3 separate regions of the Homo sapiens genome follow, and regions 1 and 3 are each linked to region 2. Evidence: chromatin contacts called from ENCODE Hi-C or POLR2A ChIA-PET data. All regions are on one chromosome and are shown on one strand. The core of a region is the stretch at or near the end of the contact, and the rest is flanking DNA. Distances in the headings are between cores, read along the strand shown. Region 1 has its middle 20 kb from the start of IPO7. Region 2 overlaps DENND5A (DENN domain containing 5A). Region 3 overlaps NRIP3-DT (NRIP3 divergent transcript).

Region 1 (4,046 bases), core at 929-3,428, 130 kb before region 2:
CCCAGCTATTTGGGAGGCTGAGGTGAGAGCATCACTTGAACCCAGGAGGCAGAGCTTGCAGTGAGCCCACACCGCACCACTGCACTTCAGCCTGGGCGACAGAGTGAGACACTATCTCAAAACAAAACAAAACAAAAACAAAAACTTCTTCTTGTGAACAAAATGTAGGAAAAGAAGCAAAAGTAATTGTGGTTTCTGGTTTAGCGACTGTAATTGAGTGTGTTCCCCCCACCATCCCGAGAAAATTCTATAATATACTTGTTTTTTGTCTAAAAAAGAAACCTGAACAAAATTGATTAAGCATTATTATTATTATTATTTTTGAGATGAAGTTTCGCTCTTGTTGCCCAGGCTGGAGTGTAATGGCGCGATCTCGGCTCACTGCAACCTCTGCCTCCCGAGTTCAAGCGATTCTCCTGCCTCAGCCTCCCAAGTAGCTGGGATTACAGGCGTGAGCCACTGTGTCCAGCCTAATTAAGCACTATTATACAAAAATGAGTTCTGGCTTCAGTAGTGTGGAAGTGGGAAGAAACTAGAGAAAGAGATAAACTACTGAGTCCTGGTACCACCAAGCAAGTTTCAGGGACCTTTGGAAAGTTCCCTCTGCAAAACTCCCATCCTGTTAGAACTTGTGAACCCCGAAAATCTGAGATAGGTCTCAGTTAATTTAAAAAGTTTATTTTGCCAAGGTTGAGGATACGTGCCCTGAGGACCTCCTTGAGGACATGTGCCCAAGGTGGTCAGAGCACAGTTTGGTTTTCTACATTTTAGGGAGACATGAGACATCAATCGACATATATAAGATCAACACGGGTTTGGTCTGGAAATGGGGGCTTTCCAGGTCATAGGTAGATAGGAGACAAATGGTTGCATTCTTTTGAGCTTCCCTCCCTCTCTCTCTCTCTTTCTTTCTTCATATGGAGTTTCCCTCTTTCGCCCAGGCTGGGGAGAAGTGGCCCAATTTCGGCTCACTGCAACCTCTGCTCCCGGGTTCAAGCGATTCTCCTGCCTCAGCCTCCCAAGCAGCTGGGATTACAGGCGCCCGCCACCACGCCCAGCTAATTTATATATTTTTAGTAGAGATAGGGGTTTCTCCATGTTCACCAGGCTGATCTCGAACTCCTGACTTCAGGTGATCCACCCGCCTTGGCCTCCCAAAGTGTTAGGATTACAGGCGTGAGCCACCGTGCCCAGCCTGGATTCTTTTTTTTTTTTAATCTTATTTTTTGAGAGGGAGTCTGGCTCTGTTGCTCAGGCTGGAGCGTAGTGGCTGAGCTCGGCTCACTGCAACCTCCGCCTCCCGAGTTCAAGCGATTCTCCTGCCTCAGCCTCCCGAGTAGCTGGAATTACAGGCGCCCACCAGCATGCCCGGCTAATTTTTGTATTTTTAGTAGAGACGGGATTTCGTTATGTTGGCCAGGCTGGTCTGGAACTCCTAACCTCAAGTGATCCGCCCGCCTCTCCTTCCCAAAGTGCTGGGATTACAGGTGTGAGCCACCGCACCCAGCCTCCAAAAGAGGCAATCAGATAACGCATTTATGTTAGTGAGCAGAGGGGTAACTTTGAATAGAATGGGAGACAGGTTTTCCCTACGCAGTTCCCAGCTTGACTTTTCCCTTTAGCTTAGTGATATGGGGGCCCCAAGATATTTTCCTTTGACGAATTCATCTCGGAAACCAAGATTTATTTTCTTTTGGAATTTTAAAAGTTTTGCTCTTGCATTTAAAAAAAACAGTGCGTGTGTGTTTCGCTTTAATTATTATTTGCTGCATTTTGGAACTGAGTCAGGCAAATCATTTTTGTTCCTAGGCAAGTGCCTTTGATCTTCAAAATCTACCCAGTCTTTGGGGCACTGCTGTCTCCTTTCACAAGGTCCTAATTCCCACTGAAACCAGTCTGTAGTATTTGTGGCTTGGGGCCACTTCAAGATTTCAAATTTCAGCCTCAGACTCCAATCCCCGGGCGGGATCCGGGAGACCCAGCCCCGTGCGGCCCCCGCCGAGCTGGCGGGGATTGCAACGTCGGGATCGTGGCGACGCGCGGGGCCCTGGAGCCCAGGCGCGCGGCCCCAGGCGCGTCAGCCCCTCCCCGCCGGCGTCGCTCGCCGTCGCCTGCGGTGACTCAGCTCTTCCGGTCACCGCCGTCACTGGTGGTTCCCGACTGCAGTGAAGGTGCGGACGCCAAGTCACTGCTCAGTAATGCTGGAGCCGCCGGCGTCCCGGGCCTTCTCCAAATGCGCTGCATTCCTGCCCCCACCATGACTCAGCGGCTTCCGCTCCGGCGTCAGCGGCGCTCCGGCCTCCGCCCGCGAGGCCCTGCTGCCTTCCCACTGCCCCACGGGGGCCACAACGCGCCCGCTTCCGCCCTTAGGTGTCCTTCCAAGCCCCTGAAAAGGTTTGGCAGCTTGATAAAGGATCCCTGAACTCCAGTGTTTAGGCCCTGCAAGGCTCTTCTCTGTACATTGAGGAGCTGAGGCCTCCGCACGGGAAAGTATTCCCCACCCCCCAGCGCAAGGAGGAAGTTAGCCTAAGACTAATTGAGGCAACTGAGGCCTCGGACAGCCGCGGGTCCTGAGAGCCCGATGGACCTACTTTGGAAGTTCAACGTTACCGTTTGCAGATGTGTGACACTCCCCTACTCCTACCCCCACTCCTACCCCCACCCACTTAACAGACATGAGGATTATTCCATGCCACCTTGTTGTTGGCATTGCGTAGCACATGGTAGGAACTCAGCAAATCTCAGCTTTTGTTTGTATTTTCTCTTTCTTTCCTTTTTTTTTTTTTTTTTTTTTTTGAGACGGAGTCTCCCTCTGTCACGAGGCTGGCGCGATCTCGGCTCACCGCAACCTCCCCCTCCTGGGTTCCTCCTGGGTTCAAGCGATTCTCCTGCCTCAGCCTCCTGAGTAGCTGGGACTACAGACGCACGACACCACGCCCAGCTGATTTTTGTATTTTTAGTAGAGACAGGATTTCACAATATTGGCTAGGATGGTCTCGATCTCTTGACCTCGTGATCCGCCTGCCTTGGCCTCCCAAAGTGCTGGGATTACAGGCGACAGCCACCGTGCCTGGCCTGTATTTTCTTTGAAATGCCTTTTAGATGTAGTTCTTCCTCTCCATGGACAGAGTCACCTCAGCAACTTCCTAACTGGTTTTGCCACATTCCCATCCAACTTCACACAATGACCGGGTGCATTTTTATGGCACACTGTATTCTGCAAGTCATTCCTCTGTGCAAGAAAATTTAATACTCTGTTGAATTTTGGTTTGAGTGGAAAGTCCTTTCCCTGGTATTTAAAGCGATCCATCATAGTCCGGCTCCCATCCTTCCCATAAATATTTTAGGCCTGCTCTGCATCCTGTATTGTGGTACTCGGATTCCTGCCCTCCAGAGCTCTGGTGAGGGGAGATAAATACATAATCACGTCGTCATTATACTGTGTAATAAGTGCTCTGATCGAAGTGTGAACAGGACAGAGAGCAACTCAGTGTAATAGAGGGGGAAGAAGAAAGGCTTCACAGAGGAATAAATATATGGGGGAGGGAGATGGCTTGATGGTTGTGAGGCATTTACCAGCACTCTGATAGATATTGTATATAGCAGAGTGTCCTTGTTGCTGCAGGTTTTCGAAGGCATCATTGTGCTCTGCTCTGTTGCTGTTACAGAAGGCTTGAAACATCTAGCCCCATCCTTTAATCTTGGATCCAGAAGTATTGTGGGAAATAAAATTTGATTTAAAAATGATTATCACCTGATGAAATACAGCTTGCAGAAAGAAATAATGGATTCCTTACAGGAAAAATTCTGTACCAAGGATACCCTTATAAGGAGTAGAATTGGCCACAGGGCCTAAGTGCTAGAGAAGACAGTGTTTGTGAAGATTCTATAAGGCTGTACTTGAACCTGCCCCAGCTCAACCCTCTGGGGCATGCTTATCAGTCCTGGGAAGGAGAAGGCTGTGTACTAAAATGGAAACAACCGAATCACCAGGGGCCCAGGTCCTCTTCTGTGTGGCATGCTGAAAGAATTGAATTATTGAGAAC
Region 2 (3,633 bases), core at 840-3,339:
TACCATGCCCGGCTAATTTTTGTATTTTTAGTAGAGACGGGGTTTCACCATGTTGGCCAGGCTGGTCTCGAACTCCTGACCTCAAGTGATCCACCCACCTCGGCCTCCCAAAGTGCTGGGATTACAGGCCTGAGCCACTGCACCCAGCCTATATTAGTTTACTGTGGCTGTGGCAACAAATTACCACAAACTGGGTGGCTTAAAACAACAATAATTTATTTTCTCACAGTTTTGGAGGACAGAAATCCAAAATCAGGGTGTCAGCAGGGCACACCCCCTCAGAGGCTCTTGGGGAGAATAATTCCTTGAGCTTCTGGTGACTGTTGGCATTATGCTTTGGTTTCTGACTACACCACCCTAATCGCTGCTTCTGTCTTCTCATTGCCTTCACCTTCATGTGTATCTTTTCCTCTGTGTCTATTATTTTAGGGATACCTATCATGGTATTTTGGGTACACTCAACTACTCCAGGATGATCTCATCTCAATATTTTTGACTACATCTGTAAGATCCTTTTTCCAAGTAAGATAACATTCATAGCTTCTGGAGATTAGGATGTGGACATACCTTTTTTGGGGCCACCATTCAACCCACTCCAGAGGGTCTAAAGGGTGGGTCTTGAATTTCTTTTTTTTTTTTTTTTTTTGAGACAGAGTCTCGCTCTGTCGCCCAGGCTAGAGTGCAATGGCGCGATCTCAGCTCACTCCAACCTCTGCCTCCTGGGTTCAAACAATTCTCCTGCCTCAGCCTCCTGAGTAGCTGGGATTACAGGCACCCACCACCATGTCCAGTTAATTTTTGTATTTTTAGTAGAGGCGAGGTTTCACGATGCTGGCCAGGCTGGTCTCGAACTCCTGACCTCGTGATCCGCCTGCCTCGGCTTCCCAAAGTGTTGGGATTATAGGCGTGAGCCCCTGCGACTGGCTGTCTTGAATTTCTTAGGATGTGAGCAAGAAGTAGTCTACTTCAGTCACTATTTGCCTTCCCACTCACCACAGGTAACCAGTATTTTGACTTCTAACAGCATAGTTTTTCATGTCTTTGTACTTTATATAAATGTAATTATATATGGTGAACTCTTGTGTTTGGATTCTTTTGTACAATATATTTGAGAGGTTCATTCATATTGTGTATAGTTTTAGGTTGGTCGTTCTCACTGCTGTAGAGTTTGCCATTGTGTGACTTTACCACACCTTATCTGTTAATTCTGCAGTTGATAGGCTCATGGGTAGTTTGTAGTTTTTGAGTATTACAATAGTGACATGTTATGAACATTCCTGTATGTGCCTTTTCGTGAACATGGCTTTTGGTCTGTTGGGTATATGCTCAGGAGTGGAATTGCTGGGTCATAGGTATACGCATGTTCAGCTTTAGTAGGTGCTGCCAGACAGTTTTCCATAGTGATTGTACCAGTTTACATTCCCACTTGCAGTGCACGACAGTGTAGGTTACTCCCTATCCTTACCAACTCTTGGCATTTTCTTTTCATTTTAGCTATTCTGGTGGTTATATAATAGTATTGTATTATTTAAATTTGAATTTTCTGGATGACTAATGAAGTTGAGCACCTCTCAAAAGTTTATTAGGCATTTATATGTCTTTTTTGAAGTATCTATTCAGGGCTTTTGCTGTTTTTCTTTGAGTGATCTTTTTTTCTTTATTGATTTAATGCAGTTCTTTATATGTTCTAGATATGTCTTTTTTGTTCATTTCATATATATATAGTGCAAATATATTCTTGTAATCTGTGCGTTTTCATTCTTTTAATGGCGACTTTCAAGGAACAAAAGTTTTAAATTGTAATGTACAATTTATACGTTTTTCTCTCTTAATGTTTAGTGCATTTTATATCTTTGTTATTGCAGGATCATGAAGATGTTCTGTGTTTTCTTCTAAAGGCTTTATTTTTTTACCTTTCATATTTAGATCTACAGTCCTAGGGCTAATTAATTTTCTTAAACAGTCTGCTGTTAACACTACTCTGTACTGCCTGAAAAAAAGCTTCCCCATTTTTTTTTCTTGGCCGTTTTTCAGCATTCTGCAAGTGAAAGAGAAACATTACCATTGCTGTCACAGCTGGGCCTGAAGTACAAAAAGGCTTTGATATGACCAATACAGTGCTTTTAATGCAGATTTGATAAAACAAATGCTAGTCTTTGTGCTTTGATATAGTACCAGTTGGTAAAATTTTAGTGGTTAGGAAAGTCTGTTAAAAAAAAAGAGAGAGAATTTATTACTATAAAAGTTCTTAAAAGTAAAGGAAACTTTCTCTTATGTTACTGAGGGTAAACTAACAGGAAGCTCCCAGAGTCTTTTTTTTTTTTTTTTTGAGACGGAGTTTCGCTCTTGTTGCCCAGGCTGGAATGCAATGGCGCGATCTCGGCTCACTGCAACCTCTGCCTCCTGGGTTCAAGTGATTCTCTTGCCTCAGTCTCCTGAGTAGCTAGGATTACAGGCATGCGCCACCACTCCCTGCAACTTTTGTATTTTTAGTAGAGATGGAGTTTCTCTATGTTGGTCAGGCTGGTCTCCAACTCCCGACCTCAGGTGATCTGCCTGCCTCTGCCTCCCAAAGTGCTGGGATTACAGGCGTGAGCCACCGCGCCCAGCCTGGCTCCCAGAGTCTTAAATCTGCTTATGTGCTATGGGGAAGAAGAGGCTGCTGGGTGGTCCCTTATAAGTTGTGGTTTGAAATCTGAATTTGCGGACTTGTCAGTGTTCTTAGTATAGCCACGTTTGCTGCTGTGGGCTCTGCCGTGGTATACATTCTGTGAAACAGATATGTGTTGCCACTTTAGTGCAGTAGAGGTTTGCATGTTAGGAAACATTTGGTAACTTCTAGCACATTTATGTGTCCTGTTTTCATGGCTAAAGATTTTGAGATAACTCTTGCATGTATGACAGACCTTTTGGAAAGAAAGGAGCTAATATTTGTTGAGTACCTCTTATGCTCAATACAAATGTGTCCCATATGCTTTACATATGTTAACTCATTCATTCCTCTCAATAGGCTGATGAGGTAGGTAGTTTTTTGGGTTTTTTTTGTTTGTTTGTTTTGTTTTTGACAGAGGGTCTTGCTCTGTCACCCAGGCTAGAGTGCACGCTAACTGCTCACTGCAGTCTAGACCTCCAGGCTTAAGTGATCTTCCCATCTCAGCCTCCCTAGCAGCTGGGACTACAAATGTGTGCCACCATGCCTAATTTTTCTATTTCTTTGTAGAGACCGGTCTCCCTATGTTGTCTGGGCTAGTCTTGAACTCCTAGGCTCAGGTGATCTACCCGCCTTGGCCTCCCAAAATTCTGGGATTACAGATGTGAGCCACTGTGCCTGGCTTAGGTATTGTTCTCCTCATGTTATAGATGAAGAAATTGAGATTTATGGAAAAGATGCCCTTAGTGTTTCTACAGTAAGGGCAGAAAGATGTGATACCTTTCCTCACCCATCTTAAGGTTCAATGGCTGACACTTCTGCAACAAAAGACAAATTAACAAGAAGAAAGCATAAGAGGCTGGGTGTGGCTCACACTTGTAATCCCAGCTCTTTGGGAGGCTGTGCTGGGAGGATTGCTTAAGCCCAGGAGTTTGAGACCAGCCTGGGAAAAACGGTGAGAACCTGTCTGCAAAAAATTTTTA
Region 3 (3,875 bases), core at 1,137-3,636, 210 kb after region 2:
TATGCTGACTCTCGCACCTTCAGCTGTGCCCTCTGACACTCTGCTGGCCATTGCCTGAGGGACTGGGGAGTTCAGGTGAAATGTAATTTCCTCAGTGGATGAGAATCATCAATTGTCATGAAAAGGCGATTTCACCAACCCTGAGTCGGTATTGCCAAGGGTTCTACTCCCCAAGTGGGCTTCCCATCACAAGGGATCTGAGGTCCAGGTGGGTGTGGTGAGGCCCAGCCTGTCATGTATGCCTTCCTTCCCCAGTCTCAAATGTGAGAGACGGACTCTGCTCCGTGGACATGAGCAGCCCCTTGAAGGGTGGTCTCATTCTCTAACAGTAACAGCACTGCCAGAAACACCCCCTGAATGCCACACGATCATCTCACTTTGGGTCAGGCCAGCAGGGCCTCACGATCATTTCTTGAACTTGAATTTTCAGTGTTATTGAATCTTTAAACATTTAAATCCCCAAGCAAAAATCTCATTACAGTGAATAAAAAGGAATCCAATCAAACAAGCCACCACTTCCCTAATGGATGGACTACCTACAACTATAGTGTTTTGTTATTTCAATAACAATTCTATGCACAGCCAATTCTCCATACCAAAGTACTAAAAAAATGTTTAACAAGCATTTTTGAAGAAAACAAAGAGAACTTCATTATGGTTAAACTTGCTTTTCATCTCAGTGTTGCTTTTTTTAACCTGTTAATAACATTGATTCTTAAAAAGTCCTAATCAAACTTCTTTATTTGGATGGGCCCTAAATATTCATTTTCAGATTTCTCTTCAAAAGTTTGAACATCATCATTAAAAAAAAAATAGCATTAAAACAAGCACTTGGACTTTGTTATACTGGAGCTTGGCCTATATTTCTGAGTCTAACCATAAGATGAAAATTCGAATGTCACATAAACCCGAGTTAGTGACCGCACTGATGTGAAGGTGAGATGAGCTGAGCTGCACCATTCTGTCCAGGCATGTTAGCAACTTTGTGCTCATGACTGTGTGATCCTGTCTTGCTGATTTCACAAGAAGGCTAGGGATGGGAATACTCTGGGGGTTGGAAGGAGGCTGCATAAACCCGGTCACTATGGAGGAGCATCCTCCACGGGGCAGCCCCATGCACCAGAGCTGTGTTGCTGGTACACGCACAAACCACTGACGCACAGGAGGTATAAAGAGGAGCTTCCTCTCTATTCCCTCAACTACCTTAAGAGATGCTGTGATCCTGTTGGGGGCTGGCTATCTGGAGATACTATTTCTACCTGCTACATCAATATTTATCAAACTTCTGCCTGGTACTCTAGGCCCTGGGGATGCGGCGATAAGACAGACAAGGTCCCTGCCCTCATGAAGCTTACATTTTAGAGGGAAGAGACAGACAAAGAACAGATAAATCAACATGAAAAGTAGCAGCTAGTGGTAAGAGCTATGTTGAAAATTAAAATAGGTTACTGTAACAGATGATTGTGTGGCTACTTTAGGATTGGGGATTATAGATGGCCTCTATGCGGAAATTACATTTCAATTGAAAACTAAATGGCAAGAAGAAACCAGTCTTGGGAAAATTAGGGGGAAGAGCTTTCCAGAGAGAGGAAAACCAAGTGCAAAGGCTGTCAGGCAGGAGCAACCATTTGTGTATATTGTAGTCTAGTGAGAAGGCAGGTCGTACAAGATGAGGCTAGAGAACCAGACACGGCCAGATCACATCGGGCTTTGGAATCTATAATGAGGGGTTTGAGTTATTTCTAAATATGTTGCAAACTTTTGAATGGATTTAAGCAGAGGAGTGAGATAATCTGATTTATGTTTTAAAAGGGTAGCTGTGGCTACTGTGTGAATAGGAAGCCAGCACGGAGGCAGAGAGAGTTATTCACAGACTACTGCAACAGAACAAGCAGCCATCCAGTTGGCAGATGAAGGTATTGTCTGGATTAGGGTGTTGTAGTGGAGATGAGAGAAGTAGAAGGATTCTGGATGTGTTTTGGGGGACAGTCAACAGAATTTGCTGATGGGGATTGTATGGAAGTGCTGAGGGAAAGAAGGAAGTCAAAGATGACTCCTAGTTGCCTAAGAAACTGGTAGATGGAGGAGACTAGGAGGAGCAGGTTCGGGATATGCAGCAGTTTTAAAACATGTTTGCAAATTCTTTGAGGTTCCTTCCATGGACAGTTGGGGTCTGTGTCACCTCCCCTTGACTCTGGGCTCTGTGACTGCTTGACCAATATTAACATGGCAGAAGTAATGCTTTACGAGGCCCAGGGCTTAAGACACTAGCAGCTTCCACTTCCTCTCCTTAGGACACTCACACTTGAAACTCAGTCACCACGTCATGAGGAAGCAAGCCATAACAGCCTGTGGAGAGGCCATGTGGAGAGGAACCACAGTCCCTCCACCCACCGGCCAGGCTGAGCTTCCAGGCGACAGCCAGCAAAACTTGCCAGCTGCGTGAGTAAGCCATCTTGGAAAGGGATTCTCCAGCTGCTCCAGCTGACACTTCATGGAGCAGTCCTCATTGAACCACAGAAAAATTAGAGATTTGTGTGCAAAATTAATGATTATTATCTTAAATGATTGATAGGTTTTGAGGTGACTTCTTATGCAGTAATATAACAGTGAAAAGGGGAGATGGTTAAGAGTTCCATTTTGGCCATTCTAGGTTCTAGGTGCCTATCATATGTCCAACTGGAGGGTTCAAATAGGCAAATGGTTATACAAAGCCCCAGGAGAGGTCAGGGCTGGAATATAAGTTTTAATGTCACAGAGTAAAGGCATGAGACTTTACCCCGGTTAAGGTCACCTGGGAAACATGTAAATAAAAGAAGACCGGGGAACTCTTAATTCTGGGATTTCCTGTGTGGGCACAGGAACCAGGACTTTGAGGAGCTGCGTATTAAGTAAACAGGAAGAGGTCAGAGCTGAGCTTCCATCTTCCCTCCAAGAGAGCTAGTTCTATGGGTGAACCCTGAATGGGCATGGATCTGTACAGTCCTTCCTTCTAGCTGTAGATATTGTTCTTTAGCCATTTACTGAAGTGCTGCATCTATGGATTTAACAACATCTCCCTTGAATTTCCAATGCTAATAAAAAAGTGTTTGCCTTTTCACACTAACAGACAATTATCTTCACTTTGGAAAATTGCTTCCTCTGAATCATGCCCTGAGCTGTTAAGTGTGTCGTCTGTAGGCACTCACTGGATTTAGGTTTGCAGGTGATATTAAAATGTCATGTGGCAACCTGGAAAAGGCAGTGGCTGCACAGCACAGTGCAAGGACTTGCTTACCCTCCGGCAGATCTTTGCAGGAAGATGCACCGGAGCTGTTGCCTGCAGCTGACCACCACAGCTGGTGGGCCTATGTGCTGGAAAACCCAGGGGTCATTCCAGGCCCAGCTGTAATCTTCTTAGCCCTGAAGAGATGCCTCTTACTGTCAGCATCTCTGCTTCTTTTCACACAGCAGGATACGTCTTGGAGCCTTACTCAAGTCTGCACTACTTCTAGCCAGCATTTGGGAGGCAAATGGACTAGCTGAGGCTGGAGTAAAGCAGTTCCTCACCAAGTTGAGGGAATCTTGTTGCATACGGCCCTCTAGCTAGGCAAGCCATCAGCTGCCTACAATTTAAGGTCCTGGGAGTGGCCAGTAGGGGCCCATCCACAGAAACTTAGAGGCCTTGGTGAGGCTTCATTTCTGTGACCATCTTCCATTCCAGGGGCTTGTGAGCCCAGCTCAGAGGTGTCCTAATATTTGTAGTGCCCTGCCTCCTTCTCCCTTCAGGCAGTCTCGATCAGCCTGCAGGAGACCACCCTTAGGGACCTGTTAACACAGCAAGGCTGCTCCTGTGATCCATGTCAGTGATATAGCCATGAAGATATCACTACTCA

The links. A loop is a pair of places that touch in the nucleus more often than their neighbours do. ChIA-PET counts read pairs that join two places held with the same protein, here RNA polymerase II (POLR2A). Pooled maps may share reads with other maps.
Region 1: a loop to region 2 is called in a pooled map, with 4 times the contacts of the local background. The contact joins two enhancer-like sites. A Hi-C loop is called at or near these places in 8 of 50 pooled maps. POLR2A ChIA-PET finds 5 or more read pairs at or near these places in 11 of 52 experiments (B cell, Caco-2, GM12878 and 7 more).
Region 3: POLR2A ChIA-PET joins it to region 2 with 13 read pairs in Caco-2. The contact joins two enhancer-like sites. A Hi-C loop is called at or near these places in 1 of 50 pooled maps. POLR2A ChIA-PET finds 5 or more read pairs at or near these places in 3 of 52 experiments (Caco-2, Panc1 and endothelial cell of umbilical vein).

Annotation. Positions count from the first base shown.
Region 1 is chr11:9,362,608-9,366,653 of GRCh38, reverse strand. No RefSeq gene overlaps it. Among named protein-coding and RNA genes, the nearest start is that of IPO7, 20 kb to the left of the region's middle. RefSeq lists enhancers at 1,407-2,108, 1,744-2,943 and a silencer at 1,934-2,113. Within about 2 kb of position 2,178, at least 41 of the 41 ENCODE cell types and tissues checked have a DNase peak (open chromatin) inside an H3K27ac peak, as active enhancers do; they include B cell, where a contact is called at or near this core.
Region 2 is chr11:9,230,412-9,234,044 of GRCh38, reverse strand. All of the region lies in intron 1 of DENND5A (DENN domain containing 5A), which reads left to right. Among named protein-coding and RNA genes, the nearest start is that of DENND5A, 33 kb to the left of the region's middle. RefSeq lists an enhancer at 3,010-3,610. Within about 2 kb of position 2,089, at least 3 of the 41 ENCODE cell types and tissues checked have a DNase peak (open chromatin) inside an H3K27ac peak, as active enhancers do; they include B cell, where a contact is called at or near this core.
Region 3 is chr11:9,016,452-9,020,326 of GRCh38, reverse strand. The region is part of intron 1 of NRIP3-DT (NRIP3 divergent transcript); the gene reads right to left. SCUBE2 (signal peptide, CUB domain and EGF like domain containing 2) reads left to right here. Exons shown (of 23, transcript NM_001367977.2): 23 at 1-851. Among named protein-coding and RNA genes, the nearest start is that of NRIP3-DT, 14 kb to the right of the region's middle. Within about 2 kb of position 2,386, at least 5 of the 41 ENCODE cell types and tissues checked have a DNase peak (open chromatin) inside an H3K27ac peak, as active enhancers do.